Regions from separate parts of the Homo sapiens genome. Here all the other regions are linked to region 4. Evidence: chromatin loops called from intact Hi-C (ENCODE). Cell type or tissue: ascending aorta. All regions are shown on one strand.

Region 1 (8,000 bases), 140 kb before region 4:
CCAGACAGTTTTGTTCCACAGGCCTTTCAGAGATAATGACAGGGAAGCAGGCCAGCACTTATTGACCCCCTGCTAAGACTCAGGCTCAGTTCTAAAAGTATCACATAAATGATTAAATGATTTCTCGTTTAATTCTCTCAATGACTCTTGAAATAAAATGAAGACTGCAACAGACTTGGGGCACAGAAAGGTTAAGTTACTTGACCAAAGTCATATGGTTAGAAGAGCGGGCGGGTCTTGTGGCCAGGATGTCTTTGCCCAGAGCCCCCACTTGCAACCTGTGGCGTGGGCTGTGAAATTAATTGAGTCAGAACCAATTTTTTAAAAAATTAAATAGAATGGGTAGTATCAGAATGTGTTGTGTATAATGAGGGTAAATATTGTTTTTTGTGAAAATTTTGCTTCATATATATAGAGTTTTAAACACACACACATAAGAATATATATATGCATACTAGGTTGCTTTGAAAAATGTATTCTTTAGTTTTGGTATTAATGAAAAAACATTGTAAGCTACTGACCTAGCAAAGCTAGATTCTTTTGTAGATATGAATCACACATTTTTTCATCACTCCACCTGTTTCTGGGATAATCTGGGATAATAATGTTTATGGGATTGAGTCAAGTCCCAGAAGTTCATCTACTAGAACTTCTATCCACCAGGACACTAGAAACTGGTACTATAGAGTAGTGCTAGAGTTGACACAGCCTATAACAAGCCCCAAGTCCCGCTTTATCAGGATACATTACCACACGTAAGAGGGCTCTGTGTTCTAGGTGGGGAGTCAGGTTTGTTGCCCTCAGCTTTGAAGTCTCCTTGTGACTCCTCAAGGTCCCAGCCCTGCCTGCTGGTTAACCCTGACTGCCCTTGACCCTGCGCCTCTGCCTTGTTCGTTTCAGCAGGAAAGGAGGTTGGGATGGAAGTACCAGCCACACTGTCTGCAAACCTGACTGATCCACTTTATATACTGCTGTTGTGGCCCAAAGTTATGAAGGAAGAAAAATAACACATTATGAAATTTTAAATATTCCAAGAAAAAGGGATGTAGATTAGGGTGTATAATCACAGTGTTGCTTTCCTTGTGTCTACAGTATAATGTGAATGAAATTGCTGTCAGGATTTTAGAATGATGAAGTCTTGTGCACTGAAATTTTATGATTTAATCACAATGGCTATTAACAATGTCAACATAATTTAGACTTGATGAAAAAGAGCCAAGAGGCATCCAGGAATTGGCCTTGCTGATTTTGATAGCCTGTGTAGGCAATTTATGACATTTAAGACATCCTTTTATTATTATTATTATTATTATTATTATTATACTTTAAGTTTTAGGGTACATGTGCACAATGTGCAGGTTAGTTACATATGTATACATGTGCCATGCTGGTGCGCTGCACCCACTAACTCGTCATCTAGCATTAGGTATATCTCCCAATGCTATCCCTCCCCCCTACCCCCACTCCACAACAGTCCCCAGAGTGTGATGTTCCCCTTCCTTTGTCCATGTGTTCTCACTGTTCAATTCCCACCTATGAGTGAGAATATGCGGTGTTTGGTTTTTTGTTCTTGCGATAGTTTACTGAGAATGATGATTTCCAATTTCATCCATGTCCCTACAAAGGACATGAACTCATCATTTTTTATGGCTGCATGGTATCCCATGGTGTATATGTGCCACATTTTCTTAATCCAGTCTATCATTGTTGGACATTTGGGTTGGTTCCAAGTCTTTGCTATTGTGAATAGTGCCGCAATAAACATACGTGCGCATGTGTCTTTATAGCAGCAAGATTTATAGTCCTTTGGATATATACCCAGTAATGGGATGGCTGGGTCAAATGGTATTTCTAGTTCTAGATCCTTGAGGAATGCTCACCATCACTGGCCATCAGAGAAATGCAAATCAAAACCACAATGAGATACCATCTCACACCAGTTAGAATGGCGATCATTAAAAAGTCAGGAAACAACAGGTGCTGGAGAGGATGTGGAGAAATAGGAACACTTTTACACTGTTGGTGGGACTGTAAACTAGTTCAACCATTGTGGAAGTCAGTGTGGCGATTCCTTAAAACATCCTTTTAATATCTGCCCCTCATTTTTTATTGGAGTGTGGTATCTCTTTTATCCACTAGAATGTGTAATAACAATGGCAAATGAGCATAGAAACTTTCTGGAAAGACTGTGTGTATTGATCAATTGCAGAGTGTTCTCATAAATTGATAACCTTTAACATTATTAAATAATTTTCACACATCAGGTGTGTTTACTTTTTTGTGAAAGCTAATAGATATAGCATATGCATTTTATCAACATAGTAGAGCCACGAGAATGCAGTTTTCAATAACATAGTTTCTCCAAAGCTATGGTTACCAGTTACTTCTTTCCAGGCAAAGTTTTAAACTTAGGAGATTATTTCAGATGATGATGTTTCTTATTTCTATATTTCAGAGCATATCAAACAGTAATAATAACAACCATTTACATGGTCCATTACATGGTCCTAATGATAGTTATTACTTACATAGTACTTACAGTGCCTGGCATTGTTCTATGCGCTTTACATTTACCCAGTGAATCTTCAACAACTCTCTGGGATATGATTTTTATTTTAAAGATGAGAAATCTGCAATGCAGAGAGGCTTTGACACTTCTCCAAGGTCCAAAGCAGAAGGGCTGCTGGTGGACAGCAAGTGGCAGAGCTAGAATGCGAGTTTGAGTTTGGCACCACAGTGTTCTCTCACTTCTTCCTTCATAGTTAGCGAAGAAGCTCAAGGACCTGGTGAAGCAGATAAAGAGAGTATTGCTCTTATTCCAATTTTAAGAAGGTGGAATTAAAGATCAAGAGGTTAAGCGATTTGCCCAAAATAACAAAGTTAGTGGCAGAGTCTGGGGCAAAGGCAGTTATGCAAATGCAAATGTGATAAAGTCTTCAGATTCAGTGCTGTTTCTGACTTTTCAAACAGCATGTTCTCAAGACATTCGGATTATCCTGCATGATGACTCACTCTCCCTACTTGTCATCTGGGCCTGGAGGAGGTGGCAAGAAAGTCTGTCTGCAGCCTAAGTGGGAGAAGAAGGTGGGAGCGTGGGGGATAGAGTTGCTGATAACATCTCAGACTCTGGAGGGAGTTCATAGCCAGCAATCAGAATGTTAACCTCTGTGTCCCACCATTTAAAACACACTTCTTTCTCCTGACAAATTAAAACATTTCCTTAAGCCACAGTTCTTTCAGCTGATCTCCAAGGTCATTCAATGGTACAAGAGATCATTTGTGTCCCAACAAACTGGAATTGGGAATTGGAGTTAGGCCATCTTGGGTGAATCCTTTGCATTTTACTTTGAAATATATTCTACTGAGTATTTTTGTATTCAAATATGATCAGTGAATTTTGTGCATATCTGATAAAACATATTTTTGTCCACAAGGGGGCTTCATTTTCCTATTTTTCAAGTTCCTCTTTCAGTAATACTATACATTTTGTTTTGTTGTTTTTATACTGAAAATAGAACCATTTGCTTGCTTTTGAGAAATACTTGTCATCACTAAAAGGAGCTTTGAGAGCTGGTCACAGTAGAAGAATTAAGGCAGCAAAGTTTGAAATGCCAATTGAAGCTCTCGGGGGACCAACAGTGGGAGAGTGAATTCATGAGCATTTCACATCCCTCGTATGAAACGCAACAAAGGTCTAGGCTTTGTTGTTTTTGTTTGTTTGTTTGTTTGTTTGTTTTTGAGACGAAGTCTTGCTCTGTCACCCAGGCTGAAGTGCAGTGGCACGATCTCGGCTCACTGCAACCTCTGCCTCCAAAGGTCTGGGCTTTTAAATATTAAGTTTACAACTAGGATTAAATGGGATCACAATTAGGTTTCTAAATACCACTAAACTCTTCTTAAAGCTAAAGGTCAATTTAAAAATTATTATTCCAGGTTTGTGTTATTTTCTGATATTTATGCTTTGAACTATTCTTTTTTGGGCTTTGGATCACTTTAAAATCTGAATTCAAATTGGGGGTCTTTGTTTTCCTTCTCCTCATCTGCCTGAAGTTTCCATTACCAAGCACTGGGCACTAAATCAGGCCTTACCTGAAGCAATGGGGTCGTTAATTGAACTAAATTTGGTTTGAGTGGAAATGAGACCTGAGGCTACTAGATCTTGTTTTGAGTGGCAGGTTTTCCATTTGTTTTGGAAGATGGTATATTTCAGAGGCGAGAGGGAGGGAAAGCAGTGTTCCATAGCAGAGTAGCTGCAGTGGAAAACATGCTTTGTCCAGCCTTGGTGTGTATGGCCTTGGAAAAAATGATTGTTTCTACAAGTCACGAGAAGAGAAATGGCAGCACATTTCCAAGTCAGCTGGAGCTCTAGAAGAAATGAGGATGAGATATGTGGATGGATTAAAAAATGTAAAAAGTGAAAAACCAGAATGAGTGGGCTTGGAATTTTGTTAAACAGTCCAACTTGCGCATTTTATTATAGCCTTTCTGTGGGTTTAAATGAAGGCCAAAACCTTATTATTTGAACGTTGTATTGATTCGCATTTCTGGTAGCTATTTAAAAGCTGATGTCCTTAGAGCTTAGTGCTGCAAAATCTTCAGTAGGCATATTCAAATGGCAAGATATAGGCATGTCCATCAACAACACAATTATTAAACAGATAAACTATTCACCCCAAGTTATGAAAGAATGCTGGAAGATTAAACAAAATCTGCAGTACATGTTATAGAATAGCCTCAATAATGGCAATAATCACACTCTAAGTGACTTTTTGGAAATACTAAAAAGTCACATCTGTCCTCAAAGCCAAATCTGATGAAGAAGATGGGTCATATAAAGCTAATATTTATTGAATGCTTACTATGTGCCTGATGAAACAGTTCTAAACACTTTTCATATATTAAGTCACTCAGTCTGTGCAACAGCTCTATCATTTCTAGTTTACTGATGAGGAAATTAAGGCAGAGAGAGGTTAAGAAATGTGCCCAAGGTTATATAGCTAGTAAGCAACAAAGCAGTGACCCAAACCCAGGTGGTTTAACTGGACAGAAACTAAATCAAGCATTCTTGAACAACCTGAAAATATTTAAAAGAATTTCAAGTAGTGCTATTGTTATTGGCACATGTTATTTTTCAACATAACTACTTTGAGGAGTTAAACATTGGTTTGGCAGTGTAAGTTCGTGTGTGTGTGCATGCGCATGTGTATATATGTGGAGTATGTGGGTATTTATTTATGTATAATTACTTTATGGTCTCATCTGTTAACTTTTAAGAAATTAAAGGATAATTCACAAAGTAGTTTTTTTTCCTGTGTTATCAGTAGTTGGTGTATTAGAAGGAAGCAGAATGGATTATCTTCCAGCCCCATTATGCCTGACATGAAAACATAGGAATCTTATATACTTTCTGAGTTTCCTGTCTCAAGTTCTGTTTAGTTATTAGATGATGCCATCCATCATCTAATTGGAGTAAGTTATTTCACAAACTGCTCTTTCTACTGAGGGAAATGGTTCTCTTTAACTGGAGAGATCATCTATTAAGTCATTTAGGACTGAATTTTTAAACAAGTTATGAAAAAGCGTAGAAGATGATAAAGTTCTTATGCATGGGTATGTGCACATGGTGTTTCTGTGGGTAAGAAAAATACATATAAATACAAATACAGATATAAATGTGAAATTTGAGTTAGTGACAAAACTACTTGTCTTTAGTGTTAGTGAAGTATCCTGTGGCTGCATGATTAGAGAAACTCAAAACAGCCAAATTCCATCAAATGTGATTCAGTGTCCATATAAACATTTTAAACCCATGTTCAAAACTGAACTCCTGATCTTACTCCCCAAATCTACTCTACATTCAGCTTTCCTTATCTCAACTGATGGTAACCCTGTCCTCGTTTCTGAGGCCCAAACCATAGAGTCATTCTCACCGCCTTTCCTTCTTTCACACCTCGCCAAATTGAAATAGCCAGAAGCTCGGCTGGTTTTGTCTTCAACAGACACCCAGAATTTGGCCACTTCCCACCACCTCTGCAACTTCTGGGGCCACTCTCTTCTGTCATCCTTCTCTGGAATTATTGTAGTCACCTCCTAACTGGTCTCTCTGCCTCTACCTTGTACCTCCCAGAGTCTATTCCTGATACAGAAGCCAAAGGATTCTGTGAAAACATGAGTCTGACCAGGTCACTCCTCACCTAAAACTCTGCAATGATCCATCATTGCACTCAAGGAAGAACCAGAGTTTTTACAGTAGCGTTCAAGACCCCGAACAATATGACAACCTTCATTATGTTTCAACTCATCTCCTTTTACTCTTCATCTTGCTTATTCTGCTCCTTCCAACTGACCGATTTCCTAGTCTCCCAACAGATGAGGCCTGCCTTTGGGCTGTTTCCTCTGCCTGTATGGTCCTCCCCTAGATATTTACATATTCACTGGCTCCCTCTTCACCTCCTTCCAGTCTTTCCTCAAACTGAACCTCATACTTAACATTTGCTCACTCCTGAGGCCCCCCTTATCTTGCTTTATTTTTTCTTTTTTTTCATAGTGCTGTGACTTTTTTTTGACACATTGTTTAATTCATTTCTTTATTATGCCATTGTTTCTTCTCTGTGTCCCTTTGTCCCTTCCTGCTGGAATGGAGGCTCCTGAGAACAGGACTCTTTTTTTGGTTACGGATGTATAGCAAACACCCAGAACATTGTCTGGAAGATAGTAAATGCTCAATAAATGCTTGATGAATCGTTAAATTAAGATGTTTAGGCAATGTAAATAGATTTTAAATGTAATTGGAAAATAGGAACTAGTACTCAGATACAATTGTAGATGTGTGCTATCAGCACAGCAAACATTGCAAGGCCATAAGAACAAGATATTTGTGTTCTTGCAAGACAGGTAGGACAAATAGGATAGAAAAATATGCAGTGTGTGTGTGTTTTTTTTCCCTCAACCATTTAAAAGCTAGTGAAATAATTTGCGTCTTACAGCAATGAATGGAAATCCTTAAATCAATCCTATGAGATAGGTTCTGAATTATCTGAGACCCCATGTAGAGTATCCAGCATGTGCCATGCACACAAAAGGTGCTTAGTCATCATCAATTTTTGGTGTTTTTCTACATTATACAAATGTACATGCACTTCACATAATGAAATTGGATTAATTATGAATCCTATTTCTTTATTGAAACCTCATAAACCTCATAAATTAACTAAACACTACTTCAGGCTTTGTATTTCACCTGACATTTAATTATACATCTGTTTCAAATGAAGAAACTTCATGCTTTAAAAACTCTGGTGAATTGCTTTGGATTTTAAATCTTTGTCCAAGGAGACAGGACGTCATTGCTATCCAGTTTACTAATGTGATGTGATTGACATTGGTCCTCAAAAGATCTGTGATTCTCTTCTTTTTAAGGTGTTGATGAATTCTTTCACTGAGATGACCAGTGGTGACCTCTGTGCAGAAGATGGGGACTCCTCTCCACAGGACCTGGCCTACTGGGTCACTACACCCAGCAATGGGCATTTGGCTCTTAAGTCCTTTCCCAGCCAAAGCATTCAGAACTTCTCCCAGGCACAAATCAATGAGGGCCAGCTAGTTTTTGTACATGCTGCTATGTTATAGAGAAAAACAATGTGAAACTAAAATGCACTTTAATCAGTGGTTAATGTGATGGTCATATGACTGAAAACTACAGGCCATGTAGAAACTTTCCAGGCACTGGACTCTTTAAAAAAGTGACATGTTTTAGTAAGGCTAATGATAGCAAATATTAGCATTCCTATAACTCTCATTTTACTTACTCAAATTGTCAAATTTAAGTAAGTAATGTGCTCAAATATAAGCTTCTCTGAGAGCCTTTTCCTGAACACCACTAAAATAGCATCCCTTCTCTGCCACTTTCCATCCCTTTCCCAGAATACCTGACCTTATAGTATAGATTGAATTGGATATTTGTTTGTTGTCTGTCTTTCCCTATAGATTATAAGGGCAGA
Region 2 (8,000 bases), 61 kb before region 4:
CATGGCCATATTACTTGAACTCGGGGCCTTTGTTTATTCATCTATGAAATGGAGACAGAAATACTACCTCTTAGGGGTTTTTATGGGGACTGAATGGGAAAACTGTATGCAAAGCATGCAATAATTGGCAGATATTTTTATTGCTCTTTCTATTATTAGCTGGCATTACTAGAAGTGTCTACAGAAATGAATTCTCTTCTAGTAAACCAGCCCCTCCCTGTGTCTTCATTTCCTCTTCCATAAAATGTGGATAATAATGGTATCAATTCTGTTGGCTCTTATGAGGATTAAATTGATTAACATATGTAAACCCCGTAGAAAAGTGGTTAGCACACAAGTAAGCCCACTAAAAAAGTTCTTGTGCTTTCAATTTAAACTAAATTTCTTTGACCAAATTATAAAGATATAACTACTTTTTCTCCAAAGGGAGATATGATGTAGTCAAAGTATTATATCATCTTTCCTCACTCCTTGGTCACAGATTCCACTCTTTATAAGGCCTTTCCTGACTAACCGGAAGAGACCAGGTAAGCTGGTTCTGCAGAAAAATCGCAATGCTTGGCTAATGAGTAGTGAAGGCTGGAGCCCATGTGGCCTTGGGCAAATCATGCTCTGAGCCTTGGTTTTCCCAGCTTTCTGATGGGAATAGCATCTCTACCCTGGGCACCTCCCTGGATGGTTTACAGATCACATGGGAGACTCTGTCTTCTTGCATATGGCATAATTAGTGTGCATGAAGAAGGCTTCGCTCCGCTCAGTCTGCATCAATGACCCTCAGGCTTCTCCTCCTTGACTGTTGCATTGGATGTGCATGAAGTAGCTATTTGGGGTGCTCTTGGGGTCCACTAAAGGTGATAACTTCTGGAGGATAGTGTTCAAGCCACCTAATCTAACACACAAATACTTAAGAATATACAATTGAAGGATGATTAAGCTCTTAATATAAAACCATTGGACACTAAAGCTTAATGAGGCAAAGGATGTTTGAAACTGTGTCTGTAATGGGCTAAATTGTGTCTCCTCCCCAGATTCATATGTTGAAGTCCTGATCCCCAATACCTCAGAATGTTACTGTATTTGGAAATAGGGCTTTTAAAGAGGTAATTGGGTCAAAATGAGGTCATCAGAGTGGGCCCTGATCCAGTATGACTGGAGTCCTTATAAGAAAAGGAAATGTGGGCACAGATGCACAGAGGGAAGACAATGTGAGCACACAGGGAGCAGATGGCCATGAACAAGCCAAGAAATGCCAAGAATTCCCAGCAACACCAGAAGCTGGAAGAGACAGGGAAGAATCTTCCCCTTAAGTCTTCAAAGAGACAGCATGGCCCTGTTGATTTTAGACTTCTAGCCTCCAGAACTGTGAACGAATAAATTTCTGTTGTGAAAGTCACCTAGGTTGTGGTACTTGGTATGGCAGCCCCAGTAGGCTAATGCGGTGGCCCAATACGTGTCTTCCAAGAAGCTCTAAGTCTGTGGAGGAGAGTCTCTTAAGTCAAGGGAGGAGGAACTGGGGAAGAGGAACTTAGGAGAAGGAGACAGGCTTCACTCTCCTCTTCTTTAACCAGCATGTCTTTTTAGCAGTGCTGTATATTGAACTTCCAGGAAAAGCATTCTATCTACTAAAGATGTGCAGTGAAAAAGCAGCAGTGGAAAACTACTGCTCCTGTGTAGCTGAGCCTGTCAATGCTCTGCCTTAGGTTAGGAATCTCCCTTACAGGCCCCCTGTGTTCTTTTACTCACAATAGCCTGTACCTGGGGCTTTGACTGGGGTGGTCCCCAAAAAGGCTCCAGAGCCTGCTTTGCCTGCACTTAGAGAACTGAAACAGGGAGCAGTCCTCAATCAGTGACTGACCTACACAAGGGTATAAATACCCCCAGCTCTGTTGCCGCTCATCAGGACAACTTCAGTGAGAACTGCACTGTTTCCAGAGACTCCCTATGGGACTTAGCGTGACACCTCACCCTTGATTGGCCTCCTATCCTTCCTTTTCCTTCTCCCTTGTGGATTCTACCTGGGAACACTTCCTAACAAATCACTTCTATGTGGTGTTTCTCAGCCTCTGCACTGTTGACATGTTGGTTGGGATAATCCTTTGTTGTGGGGAGCTGCCCTGTGCATGGTAGGATGTTTAGCAGCATTCCTGGGCTTTACCCATTAGATGCCAGTATCACCTCCCTTCCTCGCCCATGGTCATGACAATCAAAAACGTCTTCTGACAAGGCCCAATTTTGGCCCTGGGAGCCAAAATCTCCCCATTCAAGAATGACTGCTTGAATATTACAAATGTAGATCCTTAAGTTCTGAGAGGTGATAAAGTAGAAGACCTGGGATTAGAAGCTAAACTTCTTGATTCCCTGGCCACTGGCTATTTATTTATTTTTTGGTTTTTACTACACTTGTGTTTCCCAAACTTGTCAGATCGTAAGACTTATGTAAATGCCTTTAAATACAGAGTCCCAGATGCCCCTCCTAAATAATCTAATTCAGTAGGCCTGGTAGAGGGCACCTGGTCTGCAAGCCTCAGTGGTTCTCTTGATTAGGCAAGCTTGGGAAACTACACTAAAATCCTGATTCTCAGACTGTACTGTGGAAAGGACTCATTGCGCGAATGGTGTGGGGAGGGGAAGAGGGAGGGCAGTGAGGTAGTAGATGTATCAAATATAAATGTGTTTCCATAAAATGTAAATTTCTGGGCTTCATATTCTGAAATCTTGATAGTCTTAATAAAATTCCCAAGTTTTTCTGATATAAGTGGTCTGAAACAATTGTTATAATACTTTTCATTAAATTATGTTATTTTGTTAATGTACATGCAGAGTAGTGCCCTGTATCTATAGATATTTATTAAACACTTTCCCCCTCAGCTGACATCAAGATTTCTAATGAATGCATTTATAATACTCTATACTTCTCCTTTTTAGTACTTAATAATTTGTGTAATGTTGGTCTTCTTCAGTAACATATTCTGTAACTCAGGGCCTATCTCAGCCTTTATCCGGTTATATTCCTTAAGCCTAGAACTCTATCTGTGTGGAGTGAGTGTTCAATAAATGTGGCTGAGTAAATGACATCAGATATGAGGTAAATAGAATAATGACCCCCTCCCTGAAGATGTTTACATCTGAATCCCCGTGAATTTGAATATGCTCAATAGGAATATGTTATATTACACAGCAAGGGAGAATTAATGTTGCAGATTAAGGTCGCTAATCTGCTGACCTTAATATAAGGGAATTCTCCTAGATTATATACTGGTGGACTTTATAACAACAAAGGTCCATTGAAGTGGAAGAGGGAAGAAGAGGAGGTGAGAGCCAAAGAGAGATTTGAAGATGCTATGCCACCAACTTTGGAGATGGAGGAAGGAGCTACAAGCCAAGGAATGAGGGTAGTTTCTAAAAGGTGGAAAAAACAAGGAAATGGATTCTCCACTAGTGCCTCCAGGAAGAACACAGCCTTAGAGACACCTTGATTTTAGCTGAGGGAAACCAATTTAAGACTTCTGACATCTAGAACTATAAGAGAATACATTTGTGTTAAGCCTTTAAATTTGTAGTAATTCGTTTCAGCAGCAATAGGAAACTAATATAGATGGTAATGGAAATAATAGCTGACCTTTACCGCTATTCTTCCATCAGAGGCTTAGAAAGGCTTATGTGGCCAATGGCACACCATTAGCAAGTGTGGAGTTGGGCTGAAAACCTCTCAGATCCACACTCTGCCACACCAGTGCTATTGAATGTGGGCTGCGCAGACTGTTCCTGATCCATGTTGAAATAAATGCAGATATTGAGACTACATGTTGAGAAATGTCTCATGGTAATTCTTTCCTTTTTTACCATGTTCATTCTGATTTTGAAAGATAATTTTATATCTGTTAATCTATTAATTTTAAAATGGGGCTTCTTTTATATGTCATTTTTATTTCTTTTTTTAAAGTAATTCATTCTTATTATATTTTATAAAAATCTTGGTCCACATGAATTGGAAGAAAAAAACAAACAAACTGGTTCCTAATCACAGACTCTTGGAGAAGCTCTGCACAGACCATGATGCCAAGATTTGGGGTTGCGATGGGTCCTTGCCACTGGCTTTACTAATTCCCCCAAGTGGGCAGAAGTGAAGTCCCAATCCACAGTTGCTCAGGGCCTTCCTGTGGATGGGATGGGGGCAGAAGGCAGCCTGGTCCTAGCAGCCTTCTTCCCCCTGAAGACACAGCTTTCCTAGTTCCGCTTCCCAGTCACACTCCAAAGCCTCATCATTTCCACCTTCTCCCCTTTCTTTCAATAAAGGATACTTAAGGTTTATATTAACTTTTTCTTCTCTTTGGTCAATTTTTTTTCTATGAGAGTGCATGCCCCCCACATATTTCACATGGCCTGCATTTTTATGAATCCAAGAATAAATGCATTTTTGGCTAACAGCTAAGATGTATTTTTAGACTCATGGAGCTGTATTTTTGTCTTCTGGAGAACATAATTTGAAGCAGATGCAGTGGCATGTGGCACTCTTTAACTCTGCACCCAGTTTCAGATGTCCACCGGCAAACTGCATCCCTTCAAAAATATGTTAACACTTTAATGAAAACTGATGATCTCTCAATCTAGAGGGCTGAGCCATCCCTAGAACAATGACTGAGATCTTGCCTATTTATTCAAACTGCTTCAGGTCAGCTGTGTTGACCTTTGCTCTGCCTGGGACAGGGGCTTTTGCAATAGAGATGGTTGTTTAGCATGCACGTATGAATCACTGCCATTTCCTACCATTCCCAGTTCCAGGATGGAGCAAGACCACATCCCAGGGGAGCTTGTATGATAGACAGAGAAAGAACCCTACTAACCTATTCCACATATGGAATCTTCTACTTGTCAACAGTTAGATTTGGAAGCAACTTCTGTCATCATCTATTTCAACATCCTTATTCTAGAGCTATGCTCAATGATGCCATTTGAGTCTAATTCTACTTTGGACTTTTATTGCCTGAGTAGGTGTCGAAGAAGTTTTCTTGAACAAGTGAGTGAGTGAATGATGAATGAAATTGAGACCCAGAGAAGATAAATCTCTTGTCCAAGATAACAGAATTCAGAACATAACAGATTCATTTCCAAGCAGTCCAGCAAGATTGCTTCAGTACCAGTATAGAACTCCTAAAATTGTTCTGGTATGAGTCCAGACTCACCATTAGTTTTCTTCCAGATAGCTGAGGCTTAAATCTTAAAATGTCTAGGCTGGGTTTAACCTGCTCTGCCAGCAGGGATTCTATGCATTTTAAATCAAGAGGTTCCAGATCACAGCAGAAGAAAAAAGTTTCACAGGGGCAGAATGGCACAGCCTGTGTGAGCATTGTGAATCATCTCATTTCACCACAGGAAATAAAAGCTAGGTGGTGGAGGGCTGGTCATGGAAAACGCTCCAAGGCGAGGGTTATTTCAACTCTGCTGTGATTGGAGCTAGGCTAGCGTACTTACTCTTTCACAATAAAATAAAGAATAAAGTTAAGACAAATTTTAAAAAAATCTTGCAAGTGTTGCAGATTTGAGTACCTATTAGGATCAAAATTAAAGAGATGCCAACGGTGGCTAAACCCAAGCTTTCCTTTCTCTGACAATCATTTAGAGCTTAGGAAAAACTCCAGGCAGACTAAATGCAATGTAATTGAGATGTTGGCCTGTCAATATCTAACTGGGAAAATGACAGGCCTGGAAAGGTGATCATCAGTTTCACCAGGTAGATGGTAGATATGATGTTCACATCACATTCATGCTAAACAGAATGTGATATGAACAGAATGTGAATGAACAGAAGCTGTGATGTGGCACCAAGAGGCCCGCCACTGTCCAAGGAACTGCGCTGGCCAGCAGGTGACCTGCCTTCTCAGAGCATTGTTTTCTTCATATGCAAAGTGATGATGACAATATTTCCCTCAAAGAATTGTTATGACTAGGATTAGTAACTGTGTAGATATACATTAATAATCATGGCTAAAATTGTTCTAGCACTTACTACCTGCTAAGATGCTGTCCTGATTTTTTTTTTTAAATATAACTTATCTCAGAAGCAACTGTGGACAAATTATTTATCCTTCTGGCCTCTCCTTATTCTTACTTTATTAAAAACAAGCCCTTGGAAATTAATACTTTATCTGCATCACAGAGTTGTTATGAAGATTAAATAAGTTAATCTGTGAACGTGTTTTCTCAAGTGCATGGCCCATGTTAAATATTCAATGAATGTTAGCTATTATGATCCATTATATTATACTGCCCAGAGATAATTAAAAGGATACAATTAGACTTCCAATGAATATTATGTGCATGAGGAGGGGGAAGAAGAGGCTGTGTTGTCTGTGAGACATTTCACAGAAACAGATGTGTTGGTGACCTCTTAGTGTGTCCCATCATGTACACTTCCCCTGCTTCTCCCTTTTCCCTGCTCTGTGTCCAGGAAGGTCACCTGCATGGGCTATATCAAGAGGCTCCCTTTCTGTCTGTCTTCCTCTGTGCTCAGCAGATGCAGAGCCTGAGAAAAGAGGAAAGGAGGAAGGAGGGTGGAGTCAAGGCACTTATTCCCCTGCTTCTCCACTATAGGGCTCCTGCACGGTGGTTGATGCAGTTAATTTGGCGAGTGGTTATTACCATTTGGTGATTGAAGGTGGCTTCAAGTTTGGGCATCTGGAAAATAGTGGCAAATCCAGGGTGTGTTCCTTTGGGAAAAAAGATAGTAAATGACAAAATATTTCAGGACAATGGGAGCCTGGAGCTAGATATGAAGGACTACCACTTGGGACTGAAAGGGATCGTGGCAAACAAATGTTTATTTAAAAGTTTACCCAAATATCTAAAAATCTTCAAATTCCCCACACACACAAATTTTTTTTTTTTTTTTTTTTTGTTGTTGTTGTTGTTGAGACAGAGTCACACTTTGTCACCCAGGCTGGAGTGCAGTGGCATGATCTTGGCTCACTGGGCTCACTGCAACCTCTGCCTCCCAGATTCAAGCAATTCTTGTGCCTCAGCCTCGCGAGTAGCTGAGACTATAGGCGCACACCACCATGCTCTGCCAATTTCCCTCTCACAATTTTACCTTCCCGATAGAAATATTTCTATAACCATTTTTCGAGCATTTGTGTACACGTGCCCTCACCTTCCTTTACCTGTAGTTTTGCAAGAATTTCTTAGTTTAGCAATTATGATTCAGTTCTTTAACAAATAAGTTCTGCAAAATCACACAACCCATTTCTCAGTTTCTTAGAAAAAATAAAAAGATATAAAACAAAATAAGATAAAGTATATGATATTAGCTTTTATTTAATTTACTGTAAAATGTAGACTGTCATTTCATTTTGTGTAGTTCTAAAATCAATTTTAAACTTTTTTCAAAGGAAGGATTGAAAATAAAAGAAATAAGCAATACAAGTAAATTCCTTGAGGCCAACATAAGGTCTTCTTGGTTACCCTTTCAGGACCCATTCATTTGTTGGTCTCCAGCTCCTGAGCTTTTGCATCTGACAAAGTATCCCAAAGTCACTTTCTTAGAGCTGACCCCAGGACAGACAGTCATGAGCCTGGAACTTAGGGAGGGGAAAATCCCGGTTAGGTTGTATGGCAGGATGGCTACTTTTCTAATTATTCATTTATATTCTTTTCTATTGCTCCTGGATTTTTAGCTGGACTCCTGGTCACCTAAAATAAAGATTACATTTCACAGCCTTACTTGAAGCTAGATTGGATGTGTAACTAAATTCCAGTCCATACGATGTAAGCAGAAGTGCTGTGTGCAACTTCTGAGAAGCGTCATCACAAGAGGGAGCATGCTATTCTCTTTTCTTTGTCATCTTCTTGCTGGCTGGAATGTTGACGTACAGTGGAGGCTTAAGTATCCATCTTGTGCCAGGCACAGAAGCTATGCCAAGGATGATGGAGCAACAAGGTAGAAGAAGCTTGGGTCTCTGAGGTTCAGGACTCTGCCCTATCGATTTTGGAACACTTACCTGGAC
Region 3 (8,000 bases), 120 kb before region 4:
GAATAGAATGTGAATCTTTTCCTAAAGTTTACAGTTTTATGGCCTCTGTCAAATAAGACCCTGGTCAACTCTCAGTTGTTTTATGATGGCTCATATTTATTATCCAGCACCTCCAGAACATTTTGGGAAGGAAAAGAAACCTGCAGACAGGTTATGGAGTTGGTGAAGATGATCAAAACATTTTATCTGAAATGCTTAATGAAGACACTTATTAACACATATTATAACTAGTCCTCTTCAATCTCGTTGATGAAAAAAAAATAATACCCAGGAAACAATTTCAATTGTAAAAGAAGTTCAGAACTATTTAGTTGAGTATAAATGATCAAATGGATTTGATTACTATTTGGCTTCCTTGATAAGTTTTTCTAATTTCAAGAGTCAATTCAAGCCAATAACCTACTAAGTTGGGAGAGTGTTTTAGGCAGTTGATGGTTGAGTGAGCTTTCACACCTTTAACTGAAAGCGCTAAATGTTCCCAGCCCTCTACCGCCCTTCACTGGGGGAGGCAAAACCACCATATCGTTTGCAAATAAAACTCACGCTTGGCCAAGCACGGCAGCTCAGGCTTGTAATTCCAATACTTTGGGAGGCTGAGACAGGAGGATTGCTTGAAGCCAGGCGTTTGAGACCAGCCTAGCCAACGCAGTAAGACCTCTCTCCACTTCCGCCCCCCAGTCTCCATGAAACATTTTTTAAAAACCCAATTAGCTGGGTGTGGTGGGGCATGTCTGTAGTCCCAGCTACTCGGGAGGCAGAGGCGGGAGGATTGTTTGAGCCCGGGTGTTCTAGGTTACAGTAAGCTATGATCATGCCACTGTGCTCCAGCCCGGGCGATATATGGGTGGATACAGCTTCTGAAAGAAACCTCCACTCTCTATTATACTTAAGATCATACTTTGGCAAAATAATTGTGAGGAAAATACTTGTTATGGCATAGTCCAAAAATACTTTCTTATCCCAGAATAAATTTACTATTTTTCTAAACCATACCATGTCAGCCTACCCAAGATAAGCAAGCAACATCTTTGTCCTTCACCATAAATTATATCTGCCTAAATGGGAAAAGCTAAACCACAAAAACTTTTGCTCAAAATCTTGTGTCCTGAAGAATTAAGCATGTGAGTACACAGAGAAGGTAAATCATCGGATTTTAAAATTAAATAAAAACTTTTAACAAATTTAGAAAAATTATTGTTCATTTCAAAGAATGTATAAACAAAATAAAAATTAAATTCTATAAGGCACTGATTTCTTCCAAGTACAGCATGAAGCTAATTGAATGATTTTAATTCCAGTGCTTGTTGAAATAATTTAGACTCATTAAAAAGCAAAGTGTTCCAGTTTGAGATTTATGGTGCCTGGCCCTTTTGCTTTTCCATAAAGCCAGTAATTGCATTTCAGCCATTGTACTGTTGTGGGTGGGAGATCAACTGTCTTTGTCTCTGCTTGCTGCTGCAATATGGACACAGGTGTCCAGGGCCACATTTAGAAAATGATACAATCAATTCTGGGTTATGACTTTTGTCTAATTACCTATTCTCCCAGAATCTTGATTTATTGACCAAGAAAACACATTTTAAGAAATTGTGAAAACACTTCCCATAGGATAGAAATTAACTTATTACAACTTAATGGAGAGTACAATCAACTGAATGTTGATTCATACATAGGATAGGATAGAAATTAACTTATTACAACTTAATGGAGAGTACAATCAACTGAATGGATTATTAAACTTTGGTCCCTGAATATTCTGAGCAGGGAAGGCTCAGGGTCTTGCTGTTAGTGATTACTCCTGCCCCCACCTCCACTGCTGCTTTCTTGGGATCTTTTCAGTAATAAGCTTAATGACGACTAGACATAGAAGTTATTTCAGACATTTTCCACTAGTTTTTGTTCTTTTGGGCTAATTTTGGCTTTGTCATTACACTTCATTGAATTATGTGCTAGCATATTTTTCCACATATAGAAATTATTGTATTATCATTTAATCACCTGTTCATTGTTCAAGCTGGAAATTGGCTGATGGGCCCGGGCCCAATGGCTTTGAATAACCAAAAGTGTTTCTTTCTTTTAGAACTGTTGGCTATTTCTTTCAAAAAGCGGATAGAACAAAATCCCATTTCTGTGAAAGTGCTTTGTCCTTTTTTCTTCCATTCATTTCCTATGGTTGCTGTGATAAATTGCTACACATTTGGTGGCTTAAAAGAGCAGAAATATATTCCCTCCCAGTTCCTGAGAACAGTCTGAACTCCATTTCACTCGGCCAACATCAAGGTGTCAGCAGTGCCGTGCAACCTCTGAAGGCTGTGAGGAGGAGTTTTTTCCTTGCCTCTTTCCCAGCTTCTATGGCTGCAGGCATTCCTTGGCATGTGGCTGCATCACTCCCATCTCTGCCTTTGTGGTCACACTGCTTTCTCCTTTTCTGTCTAAGTCTCCCTCCGCCTCCCTGTTGTAAAGATTCATTTGACTGCAGTTAGGGCCCACCTGAATAATCTAGGACGATCTTCCAATCTCAGGATCATTAACTTAATCACATTTGCAAGGTCTTTGCCATATAAGGGAACATTCATAGGTAGCTTTCAGAAATTAGAGCCTGATATCTTTGGGGGGCAATTTTTAGCTTACTACACTCACATATAACAAAAGCAAGATGTCTCATACTGCCTTCTGCTGTTTCCTAATAGTAACCTTTTATATGATCTCATTTGATAGTTTTATTAAAGGTCTATACATGTATAATGGTACAAGGCATATGAGAATCTATGTTTAGGTCTATATAAACGTGGATTTGGACTTCTCTGCCAGGTAGGGCTATAGATGGATATCTTGCTGTGCTCCTTGAAAAGGTTTTTATTCTAGTTGGTTTCTGGAGAGACTGACACAGTTATGGAAGGGCATGAGCCACAACTCCTGGATAGTTATTTGGGTTAGGTTTTCAGTTGTCCATTTCTAGCTGCAGATTTCCAAGTAACACCATTTTGGAACCTAGGTTTTCCAAAATGCCTCTTCTATCCACTCCCACTAAGGGAAATTATTCCTGGGACTTAACTCAGCCCCACTTTGTTTAGCCTGATTCCTGGACACTCTCTAAGCCTTGGCACCCTGGGCTTCCCGGGCTTCTGATCTCTTCCGGGAACCTTGAATTCTGTATATCTGGCTGCTCTCTGTAACCATGGTGATGTCAGTCTGGTGGAAGAGAGAAAGGGCAAACAGAGAGGAGCTGTTTCTTGGTGCTCATCTTTCAGGAGTACAGCATCTTGGTATCTTTAGAATGTTAGCTTTTAGTACTTTTTGGTTAATTTTCATGGACCTTTGCAGACTTTACCCTCTTGAATGGTTTGGCTTTCTGTAGTCTCTTTCCCCATGGATATCTGTTTGGCATAGAGATTTCTTTCTTCTTCTTTTTTTTTTTTTTGGCCAGTTCTCTTTCTCTTCCTCCTTCTGGCCAACGACTGTCCAGTCCAGAGACCTGAACCTTGGACAAAACCATTGTGTTGTGGAGAATTAAGCAAGTGGATTCATGTCTCCATCTCTTCTTTTTCCTTCTCCCAGCTGACTTTGAGATAATTTGGTTACTCTCTTCTCCAGTGGGAATTTAAAAGCTACTTTTAAGCCCCACTCTGGGAAGGATCAGTGGAAAGGACTCATGCTCTGGCTTTCTTATCAGATTTGTAGGGAGCTGTATTTACAGACACCCTTAGAATGAAGATATTCTCCAGAGTGTTCTAGCCTTGCCTTTTGGTCAAGTTTGACAATTGTGATCTCATTACCCCCAGTCCTGTCCCGTGTACTTCTGTAGACCTGTAGAATGCCTTTAGGAAAAAAAAAAACTGTATTCCACAGTTGACCCCCGTCCACCCAAGCATAGTACATCTGAGCTCCTGCTTCATCCTTGGGTTCATCCAAGGACACTCATAGTGATCCTTAGCTCTCTGGCTCCAGGTTTTAAAAGCTTAGCCTTGAGCAGGCAGGTATCTGTCAGTCACCTTGGTGCCCAAACAGGAATTGCTCTTGGGAAAAACTCCTCTTTCTTTAATCCCAATGTCTTTTCTCTTTAATACAATAATGAGATTTTCTCCCTGATCAAAAATGGCAGTAGTGCCTGTAATCCCAGCATTTTGGGAGGCTGAAGTGGGTGGATCTCTTGAGCTGAGGAGTTCAAAACCAGCCTGGGCAACGTGGTGAAATCCTGTCTCTATCAAAAAATACAAAAATTAGCCGGGCATAGTGGCACACACCTGTAGTCCCAGCTACTCAGGATGTTGAGGTGGGAGGATGGCTTGAGCCTGGAAGGCAGAGGTTGCAGAGAGCTAAGATCATGCCACTGCACTCCAGAGTGCAGACAGAGTGAGACCCTGTCTCAGAAAAAAAAAAAAAAAAATTGTATAGTATAGTATAGTATAGTATAGTATAGTATAGTATAGTATAGTATAGTAGAATGGGAATGCAGCCTTTCTTTAATTTGCCATTTGTAATAAATACAATACATAAAATGAGCCATGTATTTGAGTCATTACAAGTCTGGACAAGCCCTGGCCAATAGTGACTATGTTGTTTTCAGGCCAGACCAAAAAAGGGCACTAGTCTGCCCTACTCATACTTGCAACTGACTTTCCACATTACCAGGGTTCTTGGAGTTGGAGAGCATATCTTGTGAAATTCTTTGCTGCCTAGAATTTCACTGAATTTTCCATACTGTAGGCATGGCTCCTAGGTAATCAAGAAGGTGTGAACTCTGGAGTCATGCAGGGCTAGGTTCAAAACTAGGCTCTCCAACTTATTGTCTATGCATGAATTATAAATTATATAAAGCGGCTCATAGAGCACCTGGAATTTGTGTTTAGGACTCAATAAAAGTTAGGTGTTGTCTAGGTGATTTTGTTAAATAAATGAGTAAGAAATATGCTAGATGGCCTTAATTCTTCTTCATGATAAAAAATGTATATACTTTAGATTTGTATGGCACTTTTAAAGTAGTTTATTTGTCCATTTGGCAAATATTTTTAGAATAGTGAACAAATACTTATTTACAAAGCAACCAGAAGTAAGCTTTTGCAATGTGCCAAGATTTTAGCTTATAAATTCCTTCATTTTTATGGGAAAATATTTTATTAGGCATATTTTAGAACTTTCTAATTGCTTAATATTCACATCCATGATTCAGTATAAAAAAGACTATAGCCTCCCATCTTAACCAGAATCCTCTGATGTTCCAGTAAGGAATTGGCTGGTGAGAACTTAGCTTTCTTGAAAGACCTAGAAATGCCCAGGGCCTGCATTTTTTTGAACACTGATATGCAATAGACCAATTTAGTCAAATGCATATCTACAAGTGAGTTATTATTCCATATTTTAATGCACAAATTGAGGCTCAGAGAGATTAAGTGACTTGCACAAAGGTCACAGAGCTGAAAACTGGTGACATTTATACTTGAATTTAGATCTGATCAATCCAAGATTCAAAATCTACCCTGCATTAACAAATGGTTTTCTTTGTGGTTCCCTAGACATCAAGGATATGAGATCCAGAGAGTTTAAATCTCAGAGATCTGAGGGATATTATAATATTGCCCCTTCAAATGAAAGCACTGTTAGCAGTGGAAGAGATCTGAGTCACCCCAAATCACTGGTGGTGAATCTGTACACATTTGTGGCATCTTTAGGCCTTGCCTCCTCAGAAGAAATAATTTGACTGAGGGGCATAAAACAGAAAAAGAGACTGAGGCAAGTTCCAGAGCAGGAGTGGAAGTTTATTAAAAAGGTTTTAGAACAGACAAGAAAGGAAATAATCTTTGAAAGAGATCCAAGTGGGCACCTGAAGGTCAAAGAGAGAAAAAAGGGACACTTACCTTGATCCTAGGGCTCTATAGGCTCGCCTCTTTCCCATAATTCTTTCCTTAGGGTGGGCTTCCTGCATGTGTAGTCCCTTCCTTACCCTTGGGAACTGAACACATGCAGTGTGCTTAGGAAGTTGTACCCATGTCCATCTGAGGCTTTTTTCCTTTTTGTGGTGGAGTGCCCTGAAGACCATACTTTGCCATTTTTGTCTCTTAATATGCATGCCCGGGAAGTTTCTTCTCCCTGGGATCTGCTTTTCTTGAACACTTTAACATTAACAGGTGTGGACCATCAGGAAATGGCCTCTCCCTGGTGCCAGCTGCCAATTTATCACTTTTAGAGAGGCAATGCAATAATTGCCGAGCCATCACCTGGCATTTCTAGTGGGTTGTCGGGGAGAGCCCTCTCCTGCCCCGCTAATGCCTAACTACCTGTAACAGCACTACTCTGGGAAGTTGTAGGATTTGGAACCACATATCCACCCTTTCATAGGCAAGGCAGGATTACAGCCTCGTTAAAGTCTTAGTGAAATGGCCTAGGTTAGAGGAGGCAGCTGGGTGGTGGTGGTGAGATGGGGCAGGTATGGGGACCAACTAGACCCTATATCTTGATCTTAAAATTACTTATTGATTTTTAAGTGTCCAAGGCATTTGTGAGTGGGTCTCCCTCCCCCATTCTGCATACTCTGAGTCATCAGAGAAGAGGGATTACTTGTCCCTTCTTGAAGTTGAAGTTGATGTAGTAAAACATTATGAAGTTTACTTTTTAAAGTATCATGTTCTAACTATTTTGAAAGAGCTTCAGACTTACAGAAGAATTGTAATAGAGTACAAAGAATTCATGTATAATATTCATCCATATTCCCCAAATGTTAGCATTTAACCACATTTGCTTTATCATTTTTCTCTTTACATACACAAACACATTTCGGAGACTTTGAGAGCCAGTTGCTGCCATGCCCCTTTATCTCTAAATATTTCAGTGTGTTTTTTCTGGAAATAACGCCATTCTCTTACAGAATCACAGTATAATTTTCAAACCCATGAAATTCACATTGCCACAATACTATTACATAATTTATAGACCTTACTGAAATTTCACAAGTTGTTTCAGTAAATTTTTTTCTAGCAAAAGAAAAAGTCCACAGCATAAAACGTAGCGTTTAATTGTCCCATGTCTTTATGTTACCAGAAAGGGATCCCAATCCAGACCCCAAGACAGGGTCCTTGGACCTCGAGCGAGAAAGAATTTGAGGCCGAGTCCATAGAGTAAAGTGAGTGCAAGTTTATTAGGAAAGTAAAGGGATGAAAGAATGGCTACCCCATAGGCAGAGCAGCAGCAATGGCTGCCTGACTGAATATACGTATAGTTATTTCTTGCTCATATGCTAAATAAGGGGTGGATTATTCATGAGTTTTCTGGGAAAGGGGTGGAGAGTTCTCAAAACTGAGGGCCCCTCCCCTTTTTAGACTATATATGGTAACTTCAGACATTTCTGTGGCATTTGTAAACTGTCATGGCACTGGTGGGAGTGTCTTTTAGCATGCTAATGCATTATAATCAGCATATAATGAGCAGTGAGGTCAATCAGAGGTCACTTTCATTGCCATCTTGGTTTTGGTGGGTTTTGGCCAGCTTCTTTACTGCATCCTGTTTTATCAGCAAGGTCTTTGTGACCTGTGTCTTGTGCCGACCTCCTATCTCATCCTGTGGCTAAGAATGCCTGACCTCCTGGGAATGCAGCCCAACAGGTCTCAGCTTTATTTTATACCCAGCCCCTACTCAAGATGGAGTTGTTCTGGTTTGAATGCCTCTGACATTTAGTCTCCTTCAAGCTGGAATCATTCCTCAGTCACGTTCCCTTTCATGAACTTGCCATTTTCTTGCTAGGTACAGGACAGTTCTCTGTAGAATATCCCTCAGTCTGGTCTTACCTGGTGTTTTATCCTGTTTCCTTATGATCAGATCTATTTAGGTTGTGCCTTTGGGGCAGGAATACCGGGAGAGCTGCTGGGTTCTCAGAGCTTCCCATCAGAGGCCCTAAGGCTCACTTTGCCCAGGACTGAGGATGTTTACCTCTGTCACTTGGTCAGGTGTTGCTTTCAGGTTTATCCACTTGAAGGTACTGTTCTCCCCTTTGTAATTAATAAATATGT
Region 4 (8,000 bases):
ACCCTGTCTCAAAAAAAAAAAAAAAAAAAGTCTGCTCACAAAACAAATATTTCCTACTACCAAGGCTGAGACTGCCCAGTAGAAGTTGATGCAGACAAAGATCTTCCAGCAATTGTTGAAACCATTACATTGCCTCCAAAAGTGATCCTGTTAAAACAGAACTATTCATTTGGATGTAGGCTTTCTGTCACTGTGTTAGTTAGTCAATATAAATCTATTTGGTAATCATTGGAGAGAATGGAAGTAATACAGAGAAAGATAATACAGAGTATTTATTTCCAAGGAGTTTCTTCTCTCCTGGGCTTCTGGTCAGACACCCAACCAAGCATTATGCCCACTCTAAGTGCTGTAATGGGTATGCACAAAGTGCAATTACTTAGCCATTTCCTCCACTCACATCCAGGCATTTCACAGCTTGCACAGCCTGAATCCACAGCCTCACTCCTACAGACAGATGCTTAATGTAAACACTTAATATCCATGTGTCTGTAACAGTAATAACGTCATCAGAACCCTAAAGGCAAAAAGGCTTTAAGAAGTAGCTAGGTAGAGAGTAATAGATTTATACCATGAAAATGTGTTTAATCAGGAGTCTGAGTACATGAAAATAACATCAAATCAACCCTATCTCTAAAAATGAGAGAAAAATTAAATAAGTAAGATGGATACTTGAAATATTAGTGTTTATTAGCAGAGTTTTTAGTGTGTAAACATACCCACCCTAATTTTGTCTTGAGAATTGGATTCTGAAAAAACTGTGATCAGCACAAAGGCATGTTGATACCCTGGCACCATGAAAGCATTGAAAGGGAGAAAAATGACTGGATTGGCAAAAGTCTTGACAAGAGAGGCCAACAGAAACCAAAAGCCTTCACGACTGTAACTCAATTTGTTTTCTGAGCTCAGAAGAGAATGACACTGTGCTAGATGGATTTCAGTTGTCCTTCCAGATCTGCTCTCCACTTCTCCACACTGGCCAGCACCCTTCATGTGCTGCTCACAAAGCCGAGAGCCACAGAGGAGCACACGGGGTGAGCTGTGATGAATGATTTTCATTTACCTTTCCAGATCCTCTGTCCACCCTGCTGTGCCGATAGGCATTTACGGACCATAGCGACAAGCTCCTTTGTCCCCTGGCTTCTGGTTAGAGAGCCAATGAGATGCACGGGCAAAGACTGCATGGAGAGGGAAAAGTGAGGTTGGGGCATTGCCTGCCCTCCCTGCAGGGCTGTGAGTCTCAGAGTCCATGTTCCACGATCTAAGGCCAAGCGCCCGTCAAGCAGGCAGCTCTCTTTCATAGCTTCCAGGTCCAATGACCTTCCCTCTAAGGGTGGTAATAGCACTCCATGCTTAACAATCACTATTCCTTTTAACCCAGTACATCTTTGCAAATTAGCCCTTTTTGAAACTCTTCAGTTTCCCTCATTTGACTGCATCACTTTTTTCTCATGGAAACCCTCACTTGGGGATTATTGTTTAGGGAGAGTTTCCCCAGTATTTTTACAGAGCTAACAGGAAGTTAATTTGCCTGCCCTTTGTACAGCTCAGTTAGATCAGCTTTTGTCTGGAAAGGAGCCTTGCAGGGCTTGGCTTTGTATCCTGTTGGGATGATCATCTCTCCAGTGTGATGACTAAGGGTTGTGTCCAGTTAGTGCACTAGCAACTGAAGTTAGGAAGGCTCGGGTGGACGCTGCCAACCAGCAATCCAATCTGCCTGATGGCCAACCCTTTGACTGCTGGGAGCCTGGAGCTTTCTGAATCAGACAACTTCCAGACTTCACATGTGCTGCCAAGCACAAGGTATGAAAAAGGTTTCTTTTCTTTAGATTCTGCTTTTTCACTAAAGCTGCATCTTTATCCAATTAATTAGAGAAATGTTACTCAAAGCATAGTCTGGGGACCACTGCTGGTATGCACACTGGTGGAGCTTGCACCAGAATAAGTTCACTACGTTCCACTGACAGGCTTTTTTTCTTTTTTTTTTTTCTCGGTAGCAAGACTTTTTGATGACTTGTTGATTTACAATTTCATAAGCTTTTTTTCTCATCACAGATGAGGAACAAATATTTACCAACCTGGTATTTGGGTACTTGCAGTAGCACTGAATTAGAGGACTGTGAAATCAGACCTAGGCAATAAACTAGGTCAGCATTTCCCATGTTGTGCTCCATGGAATCCTAATCTTGTGACAGCTTGTCTATTAAGAGGAGGAAATGCTTAGAGAGTCACAAAGGACATGACCATGTTAATGGCTCTGATAAGTCCTGCAGTTAACGAATGTGCTTATTTTTGTTCAGCACAGAATTTCCCATACTTGTTTAAAATGATTATGTTATGTCATGGCTATTGCCACTTGTGAAATGAGTGTTCTGTGGAACTAACACTGTTGGCAAGGAAATGCTTCAGGAAGTGCTCAGCCAGAGGATCTCTAGAGTCTCTTGGGAAGATATTTATCTTCTCAGGGCCCCTGTTTCCTTAACTATCAATTAATGTCTAACATCTGACTAGTGGTTGGCATTTTCATATGCATGTCCTCAATGAGACTCGGGTTATCCTGTGAGAAATCGTGCAGGAATGGTACATCCCAGTCCACACAGGAGTAATTGAAGGGTCAGACAGATTATGTGACTTACTCAAAGTCACACAACTTGTAAAAGGTGAAACTAGAATTTGACACTCAGGTCTTCAAATTTTAAAATCTATTATTTCCTACTATACTGCATTGAATCTTTGAGCTGGAAGGACTCTTAGTGGATAATATGTCTAATCAGGTAAGTAATACTTTAGCAAAGGAGGGATTCAATGTGAATTCAGTGCTGGTCATTTAACTTTTAGCTGAAGTTCAAACCTGTTTCTTTACATCATTTTGACATCTTCCTCTTGTTATGGTCAAAGACAGCTTTCCAATGTCCTATGCACTCACCATCTCAGGGAATGGGTCACATTGTCATATTCGTCTTCTGAAGTGAGTAGAAGACGGCCTTCCACAAACGTTGGACCTCTGGGTTTGTTCACAGAGCAAGGCAATGACACTGGGGAGATAGGAGGGCACTCTATATTTATATTCTGTATTCCTGAGTCAAGAAAAAGGAGCGTGAGATTTAACAGCACTTGGCTAAAACAATTAAGTCACAGCCTATCTTCTTGTGGTCAACTAAAAGAAAAGAAAAGAAAGTGAGATTATTTTTGTATTTTTAAAAACAAAGGCTAAGAAATAATCTGCTCACAATGTTCTCCATTCTGTATGTGTGTGTTTCTAACTAGTTTTTAAAATTCGAATGATTCATTAATTCATTTGTTCATTCATTCAGTAGGCTTTTCTTGAGTACTTACTCTGGGCCAGGCAATGTGCTAGGGGTTGAGGAAACAGAATGAATAAAATTAATTTGTCACCCAAGTCAAACATGAATCATCATTACCATCACAAACAAATACTGAGCATCTTCTATAAAAGGGGCCAGTACTGGGCACTTCCGGGATCTATAATAAGACATACCAAGGCAGGGTCCTTGTCCTCCAAGAGTTCAGTCTCCTTGAGGAAATAGCTATGCCCATAAAAGGCTAAGCATCATTGTGCAATGCTGAGTGCCAGCCCAGTAGCATGAAGAACAAGAGTAACCAGCATTCCAGGGATAAGAAGTCACTCTTGGTCCAGGCAGGTGGGAGCTGTCAGAGTGGCATAATTGTGGTCAAAGCTAATAATAACTCTATTATAAACCACAGCATTGCAAGGAAGCAGGAATAATTTTTCTGAGAGAATGAAATCTTTTTGGTTTAAATTGATCTCACGGAAATAAATCTGGCACTTAAAAGAGTTTTGGGTTTCATTTATGTCATGAGGGTCCATTTGCGGGTGACTAGTTCCCGAAATAAAGAACTCGTCTCTCTAGGCTGGAGTAATTTTGAATCTGAGAGATGAAAGTTCATTATTCTTTTGGAAGTTAGTCAACATTAATTGTGTTTGGCACTTTTTAGGTAAGGAAAATTATCCTACACTGGATGGTTACAATTACATTGTTATGTCTGAGAGGATTTTCTCATGTAATTACTATGTGCCGGCTCTCTAATTACAAGGAGGGCCTGAATTTTCTTCCTGTCACTGCAAATGATGTCTCTACTATATTGAAAAAATAGCGGACTTTCTTTTCCTCAAATAAGGTATCAAAACTGGTAAGCCATGAAGAACTTAAAAATACCGTTGACGATATAGATATTTCTACAGCTTTATTTTAAAAGTTTAGGTATCATATCCTATTGGATTTAGAGAAATTTTGATAATTTGATTAAAATCTTATGTTTATGTTGTTACATTCTAAGTAGAAAATCAGATCCATGCTTAGTGTGGGTTTTAAATTTTATTTATTCTAAATTCTTAGAAAAATGCACAGCTAATATATGACTTACTTGACCTCAACTTCAATGAGCAAAAGAAGCTTGCAAATTTAAGGTATTTAATAAAATGCCTCCCCCACCCACCTTGAATTCTCATAGAAAATACCACAGGGTTTGACTACAAGCAAGAAACACTAGAGGTTTCTTCCTTCCCAATAAGGACAGTTATTAAAAAGCTGGGTGAAATAATTTTCTTACATTATTTCTCTTAAAAAATCCAAGAGTTAATAAGATAGTGAAGATTTAATCTACAACAGTACAGAAGACAAAATCCCGGGAAAGTAAGTTGAGCACACAAAGCTGCTTTGACCTCAATAGCATTTTCCAAACCTGAAGAAACATGCAAAACTGAGGTGCTGTCTCGGTGGCCTCACAAAGCAAGTAGGAAAAAAGTGAAAACCTAGGCCCACCCATAGTGGGGAGCCCATTCTCTCCATAGATATTAAACTGAGATCCAAGGTTTATGCCCTCAGGGAAATAGAAAGCCTAAAGGAAAACAACTTTTGCTTGGATTTGCAGCCCAGGTTTGCATCAACTGGATGGTCCAAGGAGCCTCAAGCCTTGAACTTAGACTAAGCAGATCCCTTACTGGTAAAGCTCCGGGAGCAAATAAGAATGGTCTCCAGAGAAAAATTCTGTCATCTCAGAGTTTAATCACTCTCAAATTATTTTTCAAATACAACAACCAGTCTACAGTCAAATATGACTTGTTGCATAAACATGACAACATAAATGAGAACTAGCAGAAAAAAATAGACAATAGAACCAGACCATAAAGACCTAAAATGTTAAAATTATAAGATACAGACTACAAAATGTTTATTATGTTTAAAGAAATAAACATGTTTCCAAGGAATAAGAAACTACAAAAAGTCCAACAGCACCACCCAACTTTTGTAAAAACAAACAAACAAAATGCCTTTAAACACTTCCAAATACATTTCAACAGAAAAAGTGAGGCCAGTGATTGCCATGGAGAGCTCCATGGCCAAAGTCACATACATTTCCTGGGGTGACCAGTATCCAACAACTGATCAATACTGGTTATGAAGTCCTGGCCAATTCCTGGTCACCACAGCTGCATAAGTTATCCCATCCTCAAACTCCCTGTGAGTCGCCCGACACTTCTGTTGAGTCTTATTGGATGATAAGCTGTGGTTGTTGCTTGGGCACTTTAGCTCCTCATGGCAAGGGACAGGTAGGTATGGAGAAGAATCACCATCTTGGCAGAAGTAATTGACTCCTGATGTTAGGCAATAAGGGCACAGAGGAATATAGTTAGCAACCAGTTGATTCCCCTGGGTGCCTCCTGGTATTCCTTTCCTTAATTGTGACAGTGAATGGTCAAATGCAGCAACCTGGCCTGTGAAAGGCATGGTGATCAGGGGCTCAGACCCTTCCAAGTCTGACTCACAGGACCACATAAGCCAGTGAGTCCACAGAAATGTTAGAGAAATCCAGAATGGAGAGAAAAGGAGGGACCTGATGAGTGTTTGTTTTGGCCTTGAGATCATCGGCAGCTGTAGTTCATCCCACTAACCTTATTCTCCTAAATTTCCCTCTGGAAGAGAGGCCCACTAAAATCCTGGAGGCATTGCTCCCAGAACCTGTTTGAAGCACTGGGTCCAAGTAGTGCAATGTGTGGATTATGATGGATGTGGTTATGGTCAGCCTAGATCACCCTTTAGGATTTGAGGCACTTCCAAACTGATGAGATGACCCTGAGCCACCTAGCTTAAGGACTCACTTCCTTCCTGGGTGGCTCATATCCAGGGACTAATCAACATGGGGACATAATATCCCCTTTCTCTCCTCTTCTCCATGGGGGGCACCACTGAAGGTGATTTCACCTTCAGAACTCCCTGCAGGGTTGACTGTGTCTTCCATTGAGATATCCATCATCACAGTTCAACTGTGCCCAGTCCTACTTTCTTCTCTTCTCTTACACATGTTCAATCTGCAAAGCACTCCTGCGTAAACCTCCTGTGTTCAAGTCTGTTATTCAGGAGACCCAGCCTGTGACACTCGGATCTTCACTGAGTTGAGCTTCTGTACCTTACTGGGGTCCAGATATTTCTTCTTCAGACATTCTCTAATTTTAAGAACCTCATCTAAGGGACAGGAAGTCTTTGTTCTTTCTGACAATCTGGACAAGCTTTCAGGACATTTCCTAGAAATCACGCTGCAAGGAGTGGCAGGACTCCTGATATTTGATATATGCCCTACCAAACTCATCCCAGCTCTTCCCATATTTGACAATGACTTCAGAGAAACCAACAAAGTCTAGATTCTTAGGAGGGGGAAGCTAGTGCCCATCCCTCTTCACAGCTGAAAACACTCAATTGATTCAAAGTATTTGCATTTTAACTTTAAGAGCCCAGGCCATTTATCTTAATGATAGTGGGCCACTGTAGTGCCAGCAGTATCTACAACAAGGTGGAAATTGTAGGAATAGCACTAAAATAGGGACGTGGGGGACAAGCTGCTGGCTATCCCATGGAGAGTTTCAGATGCGGTGCCCCTAGAGAAGGCCACTGTATGACCAAGTTGCTTTAGTTAAAATCACTAAGTGACTAAGGGTCACTTACTATGAGTGTCGGTAGAGACAAAGTTTTATTCCTTCACCACAGCAATGCCCCATTCCCCAAACCACTGAAAATAGACTCTGATTAAATTAGCCTATATTTGAGGACACTCACATTGGTATCATTTTGAGTTTAACGTAATCAAGCAGAAACCTCAGCTGTGGGAACCATTTTAATGCAGAGCCCATTTGTATTTGTCCCCTCCAGATCAATCTAAATGCAATTTCTTCGCATTAGGTTCTTTGCTGGTTTGCAAGTAAGCTTTTTGATTTTTTTATTTTAACAAATACTAAATGTAGAAACATCTATTTTTAACAAGAAAAATAGACACTCTTAAAAACAGAGCATGCTATTTTTTGGTTTTGGGAGTGGAGGTAGAAGAGCAGTTGGGGAAGTTTAACCGAACATGGCCTATTTTACTGGTTCCAGTATAACATAAGTGTTTTCAGTTATGAGCTACCTTGATGGATTTATTTACCTTTAGATGTTTTTATTGGCTTGGGGAGCCACGGGGTTAAAGGAAAAGAGGGAACAAGGAAGTTAAAGCCTTTGAAAGAAGACAACCAGTGGTGTCATCCAAGCATCCCAGCATTAAAACTAAATAGGATTCTGTAAAGTTTCCCTATAAATTGGTTACTTGGAACCCAGAGCCCTGGAGAAAGAGACTTGCCCAGGCTGCCAGTCAAAGAAAGACATATGCATATGGATTCCCTGAAATTAATGCGAGGGGGAAAGTCTACTAGGATTGTAAATGATCTAAGTGCTTAATGCACTTTCTTGGCAGATCCGAAGCAAAATTGTTTCCTCAAATTCAGGCCTCAGAGGCTGTGAGCCAAGCAGTTGTCAGTGGGTCTTGTAGTTAGTAGATACTTCTTCCTCTCCCCACACCAACGCTTATTGGGCCGTCCTTTCCCAGCTCTAAAGCTGAGAACCCTGCCCTTTTGTGCTCCTCTGGCCTAGGCCTGCTGGCAGCAGCAGCTCCACACTTCTGCCTGGAGGGCAAGAAAAGGAGGGGCTTGAGGG

The links. A loop is a pair of places that touch in the nucleus more often than their neighbours do. Peaks named below come from ENCODE experiments on the same cell type or tissue, not always from the same donor. Only the 100,000 strongest peaks of a DNase experiment are listed, where the experiment ranks them.
Region 1: a loop joins it to region 4, with 2.9 times the contacts of the local background. A loop is called at or near these places in 11 of 110 quality-filtered maps.
Region 2: a loop joins it to region 4, with 2.1 times the contacts of the local background. A loop is called at or near these places in 4 of 110 quality-filtered maps.
Region 3: a loop joins it to region 4, with 2.5 times the contacts of the local background. A loop is called at or near these places in 7 of 110 quality-filtered maps.

What each region holds. Positions count from the first base shown.
Region 1 is chr5:54,840,766-54,848,765 of GRCh38, reverse strand. It overlaps the pseudogene CSPG4BP. Among named protein-coding and RNA genes, the nearest start is that of LINC02998, 100 kb to the right of the region's middle. In ascending aorta, CTCF peaks have their summits at 3,225 and 3,425 (motif pointing right); no DNase peak of the experiment used is centred here; H3K4me3 peaks cover 1,055 bases; H3K27ac peaks cover 1,585 bases.
Region 2 is chr5:54,758,068-54,766,067 of GRCh38, reverse strand. No RefSeq gene overlaps it. Among named protein-coding and RNA genes, the nearest start is that of LINC02998, 18 kb to the right of the region's middle. In ascending aorta, no CTCF peak of the experiment used is centred here; DNase peaks (open chromatin) are centred at 4,757 and 5,371; H3K27ac peaks cover 2,259 bases.
Region 3 is chr5:54,821,778-54,829,777 of GRCh38, reverse strand. It overlaps the pseudogene CSPG4BP. Among named protein-coding and RNA genes, the nearest start is that of LINC02998, 82 kb to the right of the region's middle. In ascending aorta, no CTCF peak of the experiment used is centred here; a DNase peak (open chromatin) is centred at 4,577; H3K27ac peaks cover 6,925 bases.
Region 4 is chr5:54,696,967-54,704,966 of GRCh38, reverse strand. All of the region lies in intron 1 of LINC02998 (long intergenic non-protein coding RNA 2998), which reads left to right. The region is part of intron 1 of LOC105378969 (a long non-coding RNA gene); the gene reads right to left. Among named protein-coding and RNA genes, the nearest start is that of LINC02998, 43 kb to the left of the region's middle. In ascending aorta, no CTCF peak of the experiment used is centred here; DNase peaks (open chromatin) are centred at 1,145, 1,666 and 3,576; H3K4me3 peaks cover 1,636 bases; H3K27ac peaks cover 8,000 bases.